2 separate regions of the Mus musculus genome follow, and region 1 is linked to region 2. Evidence: chromatin loops called from intact Hi-C (ENCODE). Cell type or tissue: heart. All regions are shown on one strand. Links, peaks and the distances in the headings refer to the core of each region. The heading gives the core; the rest is flanking DNA. Region 1 holds the start of Kyat3 (kynurenine aminotransferase 3). Region 2 holds the start of Gtf2b (general transcription factor IIB).

Region 1 (4,389 bases), core at 261-4,260, 64 kb after region 2:
CTTATTGGCTTTTCAATCACCAAGGGGGCAAACACACTTGATTCAGTTACAGATTCTGAGCCTGAGAAGAAAGCTAGTTTTCCTATTTATTATTATTATTTTGTTTTTTTTTTTTGAGACAGGGTTTCTCTATTCTTATTCTTATTATTTTGTTTTTTTTTCTTTTTTTAAAAGATTTATTGATTTATTATATATAAGTACACTGTAGCTGTCTTCAGACACACCAGAAGAGGGCATCAGATCTCATTATGGGTGGTTGTGAGCTACCATGTGGTTGCTGGGATTTGAACTCAGGACCTCTGGAAGAGCAGTCAGTGCTCTTAATCACTGAGCCATTTCTCCAGCCCTGTTTTTTTTCAAGACAGGGTTTCTCTGTATAGCACTGGCTGTCCTTGAACTCAGAAATCTGCCAGCCTCTGCCTCTCAAGTGCTGGGATTAAAGATGTGTGCCACCATTGACAGACCTCATTTATTTATTTTTGAGACAGGTCTTATGTAGACCAGGCTATCCTCAAGGCAAGGGTGACCTTGAACTCCTGATCCTCTGGCTTTCACCCCCCAAATGGGATTACTAGCCTCATTACATCTGCATGGCTTTTGACTTTTAAATGTGTTTTTTGCTAGAACGCTGTACATTGATATTCATGGATAAACTAAACTGATATATACATTCAAATGTCATGAAATTAGAAGAAAAAAAAAAGTTGTTGGCTTTTGGTTTCTCCTTAAGCTCAAGGGTCTGTGAAGAAAACCAGAGATATGTGAGTCAGGGTGACCCAGGCAATCTAATCATGGCATAGGGTATATCAAATATGAAACCCATGTTAGATACACACGGATCAACAGAAAACTAAAACTACCATTTTATCATCTCTAGGGTGGACTGATTCAGAACTGGAAGACCGTGGGCAACCTAGAGGTTAAAAGTTGAAGGAAAAACGCAAATCTCAAAGGTAGGCAAAGCATTCACAACTCAGTTTAAACATGGTTAAAGTTTAGTGCTCTGAATTTACCACTCAAACTACCAAGTTACAAATCTGACCCATAGGAGGTATACAGACATAAAGAATAGTTGTGTTAGCAATCTGAAAACGTCAGGAACCTTCAGGTTACCTAAAAGCTCAAGAAAGATTTATCAGAGACAGCCTCTTGATAAATAACACTGCTCCCTTTATTTTCACCACATGCCATACCTGTTAGCCGGGTTCTAGAGTGTTTATAAAGTTCGCTAATTGCAACAGAGCGAGGTGAACAGGGTTCTAGCTTTCAAAGTACAGAGGCATTCAAGGCCATATGAAGAGGTGAAGCATGAATAAAAAACACAGTCAAGTTTATCAGCATAAGTGTTAAGAGGCATTATCAGCATAAGAGTTAAGAGGCACCATTCAAAACGGGCTTTAAGGCCGCGTGAAAGTGAGATTCTCTCACAAGGGAAGCGGTATGGTCACCTGATGCCGAAATTAGGGTACCGCACACAGGCAAAAGTTGAACAGATTTACAGGCTGGCTGGCTGCAGCCCTGAGCAAGCTTCCCGTGTGCCACCTACCTACCCAGCAGCCCATAGGTGGAACACTGAATGGAGGTGCTTAGGGGCGAGCGGCTCAGATCTACAAGAATGCTTGACCTTCAGACACCACCAATTAAGACTGCTTTTGTCTTTTGCAAAGCTCCGAAAAGATAATCTCAAGCTTCTGGTTTAACTGCTTTTCCAACCCTGAACTTTCGCCTTATCTGGGCTAGGGAGGTAGCTCAGTTAGTAGGGATGAAGCTCTGGGTTCCAACCTAGGCACCGAATAAAACCAGCAGCGGTGGCGCACACCTCTAATCTTAGCACTGGGTGTGTGGGTCGGGTGTGTGGGAGTGGAGATAGGAGGATTAAAAAGTTCCTTTGCCACAAAACTACTTCCAGAAGAAGAGACTGTCTCAAGAAACAAACACAAACATCTTTCACGGATGAACTGAAGTCAGTATTGCCCTTGCAAAGGTGCGTTCTAAACACCCAGACTACACAATCAAGAGTAAAAGGGACAAGGGTGGACTTTTCTCCAAAGAAAAGCCTGTCAACCCCAAGATAAATCCCACAGTCTCCGCTGTGGTCCGACCATGTGCCTAGTACGGGCGCTTCTCCTGCCCGCCGACCTCCCTTTGGCTCCCGGCTCCGCAAACTCTGTATGCCCCGGGCCGAGTCACCGCTCACTACGTCCCGCCCGCTTACATCGTTCTCCTGGTTCCAATGCGTCCCTGGCCTTAGTCCGGAGGTCGCTAGGTGTCGCCGGGGTTCCTGGCGGAATGCACTCGGGGATCCAGAAGCAGAGTGCAGCAGGAACCCTCCTGATTGTAGAGGAGGCGGGGTGGAGGCGGTTCGTGGCTCTGACCAGGGATTGGCTCCGGTATCAGGGCTAAGGCTACAGATTGGTTACGGATTTCTCCAATCGTGGCGCGCCCTGTGAGAGTGCACAAGAAGCTCCCAGGCTAGGGGACAGGGCGTGGCCTTGGCTGAGTATCCAGGAAAAAGTGGAAGTGTGCGACTGTTTGGAGCAGAACTGTTTTTAAATCTCCGCTGCGTGGATTCGAAGCAGGTTCTAGGAGAAAGACTTGAAAATGCTTGAGAGGCCGGCCTGTGTAGTTGTCTATGTGTTCCCTCTGATGGGGAGAGAGGAGGGAGAGGGAATCTTTCCTTCGGAACTGTAAAGTGATGCAGGACCTAAAAGGCGGAGGAAGTGACACTGAAGCGGGAGGACAAGCTGTTAAGAGCACAGCTTGGGGGTTAGATTTTCTTCCTCTTGCGTTTAAAGGAGTCGAGGTGTTGTAGTTCACGAGAGCGGCTGAACGCTGTACTCACGCCTGTAGGAAGGAACAAAAGCGGATTTGGTTGGATGCACTGACCTTGCCACAGTGAGCCAAGCGCTTCTGTATTTTGTTACGAACATTAAAGGTGCTCATTGTAAGCAAGGGCACAGGCAGGCTGCTGAACTGACCGACCCATGGTGGGAAGAAGATGTTTACCTAAGATATAGGAGAGAGAGAATAACTAGAGGATTTGGGGAAAGTCCAAAGCAGTTATGGGAAGAGAGCAGAGAGGCAGACTGGCAAGGGCTGTCTCTCCAGAGCAGAGGGAATAGCAGGAAAAACCTTGCGAGTTATAAAGAAAAACCGGTGGCTGCAGCTTCAGGTGTGTGTGTGTGTGTGTGTGTGTGTGTGTGTGTGTGTGTGTGTGTTTGTCCTGTGAATTGGAACAGCCTGGAAGTTTAGAATAGAAGGGGAGGAGGGCTTGAGAGCTCTGTGGCTTTGGTAGGCACTTTGTATCTTAATAGGCAAGTGGATTTTCCTGGCAGACAGAAGGTTTCAGAGGTCCTTAAGGATGAGGGTGAACTTTTGTCTCTCCCTGAAATTCTACAGTGGAGCTTGAGGTGAGGCAAGCCTTCATTTTGAACCCAGTCAGCGGGTCTGTCCATATTCGGGATTCTTGGAGTTTTCCCCTTTGGACCTAAAACTCATGACGATCTGGAATGGCTTTATCTGCAGTCGGTGTTCTGTTGATATTGCTGAGGTTGAATTGGGGAACATCGCAGTTCGTTCTCAAGGTTTTTGAGGCTAAGTGGCTGCTCGGTGTCCCTTTCCTTTCTCTCTCTTCTCCTTTTCACATACAACCATTACAGTAAGCTGCTAGTTTCTTATTTCAAAACACAGGGTATGTTTCATGACCACTGTGTTCCTAGTTTCTGATATAATTACACTGCCCACATGGTGGACTGCTGCCTTTACCGTTTCTTTGACTTGTGGTTTCCTTGCTCATTAGAATGTCAATTTGCTGGCTGCAGCCATCTTGGAGCAAAACATGGAATCTACAAGTTGAGTTTACTGTTCTTTGTTTGTCCTTTTGTTTTCAAGATAGGATCTCACTGTGCACCCTTGACTGTTTTAGCTACTTAGCCCATTGTCCCCCAAATTCAGACACCCTTCTGCTTCAGCCTCTAGAATGCCAAGAGATACAGACATGCAGATGCTTGCTCAGCTTGTGAGTTGTAAATTAGTGCTTCCCAGCTAGGCAATAATAGTGATGTTGGCATTAATTTAAATGTTTCAGAAGCCTTAGCAGAAAGTGTGCATTTACCCTCAAAAAGATTGCAAAGGTTTCTCTGTCTCTTTCTGTCTCCATCCACATATATTCTCTGGGTTGAATGCAGTTCAGCTGCTAGCACTTGCAATTTAAACTAGTCAAATCATCTTCGAACTGTTGTCTTAAATTTACATATTATTATAGTAGGGAAAGTGATTGAAGATATGAGGTGTATATGTAGATGATAATCATCAAAACTGCCCTTGGGAAAAGTTCAACAGTAGTCTTCTAGATGTGGGTTCACTGCACATCTCCCAGCTAACATCAGA
Region 2 (4,389 bases), core at 254-4,253:
TGCCATGTGGGTGCTGGAAAAGCACCCAGTGTTCCTAACCATGGAGCCCCCTCCCCCGCCCATAAACATTTTGAATGCTCAATGTGCACAACATCCTAAAAGATAGGCACAATCTTCATTTTACAGATCGCAGCCAAAAAGTTATTTACTGACGTCGGAATAAAGAGTGGGCATCAATCTGGACATGTTCTCTTCGAGAACACCAACCAGTGCCAATGCTTAGTGCCTACATGCCGCCCTCAAGGTATGACAAACTCTCAGGCAACTTCTCTCTATTCACACTGCTGGCAAAACTTGATAGCAACAGGAATGACACAGACTTAAGAGCTGGATGAGGGCCGGGCAGATCTACAACCCCACAGTTTTCAAGGTGGAGACAGAAGATTCGAGACCACTAACTCAAAATCAAACACTAGCTGTCCAGAAAAGAAATTAATTTCAAGGGATTTTTTTAAGTGAAGAAAAGTTTAAAAACTGTAACCAGTGATTTTACTATGTGTACTATTTAAACACTACAACTTGTGTTTCAAGAATACAGGAGTTCCTTTTCCCTAAGATGGTAAGCTGTGCCTACATATGAACACATCACCCATGGGAAATTTCAATAGTATTTGGGGAAGCTGAAGGTTCCTATGTCGCTACAAGGAAGCCTTACGTGACAAAACCACACCCAGATGGAATGATTAAATCATAATTAATCTAATTAAATCATAAAATCAGTAAACAAGATTGCCCATTGCTTCCACGCAAGAAGTTCACGAGGCTTCCTATGCCCACCTCCCACTTTTTATAATAAACAGCAGACTTGGAGGTTCCCAGAAAGGCCAAGTTTCTGTAAATAATGGCTTCCCCCGGTGACGTTTACCAATTCCACACATAGTAACCACCTCCGAAAAAAAAAAAAAAGTGCCAAAAGAACAGAACTTAATTTGATACTTTCTGTACATTCTGTGTTAACTGGAGACCAGTGGACGGATAATCAGAATAGGTATAGTGGCCCGCGAAAGGTCAACACGCTGGCATGACTCAGTTTACACATATGCCAGTATACTAATATCTACCTCATAGTGGTTACAAGAGATATAATTAGGGTCTGCAAAGCATTTTGGAGGTCACAAGATTAAAGGCTGTCTCTGCGGTCACAACACGCATTTCCTGTAGATATTAAGCAAACTACGTTTTAAAAATACATTTAAAATGACTTCCAGCATATGTAATTAATTTTCTGCAGACAGCATCTCCTTCAGAGTACGCAATGATACTTTTCGGGGTGGGGACAGGGGGTCTTTTAGGAGAATGAATCAAGTCTCCGTATGTGCTTTCGTTTCCACTTCTGGGGGGGCCATTGGGCTAGCGACCCTTTGCCACCAGACAACCAATGCTGACGTTTCTCAACTTTGCGGTTGTCAGATCGATAGGGACCTGGAACGTCGCTTTTCCAGCTCTTCGGAAACGGGGTTTCAGCCCCCTCCGGCTGGATGGGCCGTAAGGGAGAAAATACACAGAAAACATCAACATGACACAAAGACGGTTGAAGGGTCCGGAGACGGAGGCCGGGGCCGTGCGGATCCGCAGGGTCAAACCCGGGCGGCGATGACTCAGGTGGGTAAGGGACACCCGCGGCGGCCTTCTGGAGGAACCTGGGCCCCGCGATGCCCTGCTCCACTCGCTCCGAGGCCGTTGCACTCACCGGCTGGTCGACGCCATCTTCGCGGCTCCGCCAACAGCTCCGTCCGAAGCAGGAAGCAGCACTGGCTCCTAGACGCCCCGAGCCGGGCTTTTATGCGCGAGTCGCTCGCGCGCACTCCGCGCGGCTACGGGTCGGGAGGAGGGCTAAAAAGCGCTCGGTCCTTGACGACGCGGGCTGTGTACTTCCTGGTTGTCTCCGCTGCTGCTGCGTGGCTCCCGGCTGCTGGTTGATTGGCAAAATCTTCAAAGCCTGGCGGGATAGCACACCCCTTTGATCTCCGGAGGCAGAGGCTGGAGGATCTCTGTGAGTTTAGAGGAACCTGATCCACACAGGGTGCTCCAGAACAGCCAGGAGGAGGGAGAGAGAGATAAAGAGAGAGAGACAGACAGACAGACAGACACAGACACACACAGTCTCAAACAAATCAAAACAAAAAATCAACCCAAGAAGACTCAGAATGTGCTGCGCCTGAGCTAGCTCTCAAACAGAGGAAATTAAAATGGGAGTTGCCTCCTCGGGTGATACTCTCAAGTATTCCTGCACCAAGAAGGTAGGAGGATCTGGAGTTAGACCTCGTCTCAAACAAAAAACACCTTTAAATAAACAAACACACAAAATAACCAACACACAAGGAAACCAGGTTGGTTGAAAGGGGCAAAGCGCTCGCACCAAATTCCTTTCCTTTATTTTCAAGTCAGTTTTCCCTATCTGATTGAATGTCTCATTTGCCCTGACTAAAGAATTTGGAATAAAAAGAGAAATTAGTTGTTGTCTTCAGGAGTAGGTATCAATTCAAGCTCTGTCATTGGCCAACATGATTCAAAGTTCCTACATGTCCTTTATCTCAACAGTGTAGGCATGGAGGGTATCTGGCTCACAAACCCTTCTAGAATTGCAAGAGACAGCCCTGCTATGACCCATGTTGTTGTTGTTCCCCAATCATCATCGAATATTTGACTGAAAACCGAGTATAGGAAATGTAATAAAACAGCTAACGTCTATACAAGGGCCTCACAAGGCAGGTCTTGGGGGTCACCCTTGTAATTCTAGAAGTTAGGGTGCAGAGGTGGGAGGTCATGAATCCCAAGCCAGCCTGACCTGCAGAACAAGACCTTGTCTCAGCTCCCGTCCTCTTACCTTAAGGCAACAGTGCTACTTTCTTGTAAATAAACCATTCCCAACAAAGTCTGAATTAAGGTAACTGCAAGTTGGGTGTCTTCCACTGAGATGAAAACTCAGTAAGCATTTTATTTGTTAATGGAAATCAAATGCCATTAAGCAGACATTTGTTGAAGTGGGAATTTCTGGTTTTGTTAGGGACTCAGTTGTATCATGTGATGTTTTTCTGGAAACTGTCTTATGTAACGGTGTTTTGCCGAGAACAGGCGCAGGGTGTTTTTCTGAAAACTGCCTAGTGAAAGGGCGTGTGATGTTTTGCTACGGCGGATGCTTGAGGGGACATATGTTTGGAAAGAGCATAAGTATAACCCAACAGACGGCGGACAGTGCTCCTGCAATTGGTTCGCCTTGCTTGATTCGCTGATCTTAGCTTGTTGTGACTTCATAGTGAAAAATGCACCAAAGAACTTATGGTGGTGTTCCAGCGGCTTCTTCCTGCTTCTGTGGACTTGTGCTGATAGGTCGAACCTCATGGTTTCCTCTGGACCTAGCGGCTGCTATGGATTTATGTTTGCCATGTATACTGGACTGGTGTACTGGACTGCTGTTGCTGATTTGGTAGTTTGCTAGTAGACCAGACTGCTGACAACAGAGATTTGAATAGCTCCAAAGAACCATTTCTAAGCATGTCCACAACCCCTATTTCCTATTAACCTTTCTTTTTCCCTAACTCTGGTGGATGCTGGACTACAACAGAGGTTGAAGTCTTAAAGAACCATAATTAAAGAAGGTTTTGAAAACTCTAAGCCTACCCATTCTTTTCAGTATTCTTTTGTTTTTTGTTTTGTTGTTTGTTTGTTTGTTTGTTTGAAAACAGAAATTCTCTGTAGCCTTGGCTGTCCTGGAACTCTGTAGACCAGGCTGGCCACTGAGTCAGAAATCTACCTACCTCTGCCTCCCGAGTGTTGGGATTAAGTGTATGTGCCACTGCTGTCTGGCTGCCAGACATTGTTTTCTCGAGCTGAACAGAAGCTACTAGCTTCCTTTGAAAGAACAAGAGGTGCTGGGAATGTAGATCATTTGGTAGACTGCCTAAAAGACACGAAGGCGTGGGTTCAATCCCCAGCGCTGCAGGGAACGGTTGTGATAGTGCAGACTGCACTGTCAGCACTCAGGCAGGAAGAGCAGGAGCTCACGGTCGTCTTTGGATACACAATGAGTTTGAGGCCAGCCTCGTCTATGAGGAAGCCTATCTGCTGTAAGCACATGATCGATGCCTGTAATACCTTTCTCTAGGAGACCATTTTACACGTGGCCTTTGACTCAGTTTTGAGGGAGGAGAGTGACTGCCACACCTGGTTTCTTTCCACAGTGTGAGAATGTATTGAATAACAGTAAATTAGCAAGGCTCAGTGGTTTCCATGGCAGCAGTTTAGGTGTCATTTAATCCAGCCAGTTCTAATCTGGCCGATGAATGCAGTTTCTCTAGTTCCAACCCCAGCTACTAATGTTAACTATCCTATCGCTGGGGTAACTATCTCTGTATACCTATATGCATATATGTGGCTTAACAGAGCAGC

What was found. A loop is a pair of places that touch in the nucleus more often than their neighbours do. Peaks named below come from ENCODE experiments on the same cell type or tissue, not always from the same donor. Only the 100,000 strongest peaks of a DNase experiment are listed, where the experiment ranks them.
Region 1: a loop joins it to region 2, with 2.2 times the contacts of the local background. A loop is called at or near these places in 1 of 42 quality-filtered maps.

Annotation. Positions count from the first base shown.
Region 1 is chr3:142,699,002-142,703,390 of GRCm38, reverse strand. Kyat3 (kynurenine aminotransferase 3) reads right to left here and starts at 2,343. Exons shown (of 14, transcript NM_001293560.1): 1 at 2,216-2,343. In heart, for the core only: a CTCF peak has its summit at 2,273; a DNase peak (open chromatin) is centred at 2,390; H3K4me3 peaks cover 2,400 bases; H3K27ac peaks cover 1,308 bases.
Region 2 is chr3:142,762,590-142,766,978 of GRCm38, reverse strand. It overlaps Gtf2b (general transcription factor IIB), which reads right to left and starts at 1,732. Exons shown (of 7, transcript NM_145546.1): 1 at 1,691-1,732. The coding sequence starts at 1,707. In heart, for the core only: no CTCF peak of the experiment used is centred there; a DNase peak (open chromatin) is centred at 1,808; H3K4me3 peaks cover 2,394 bases; H3K27ac peaks cover 1,466 bases.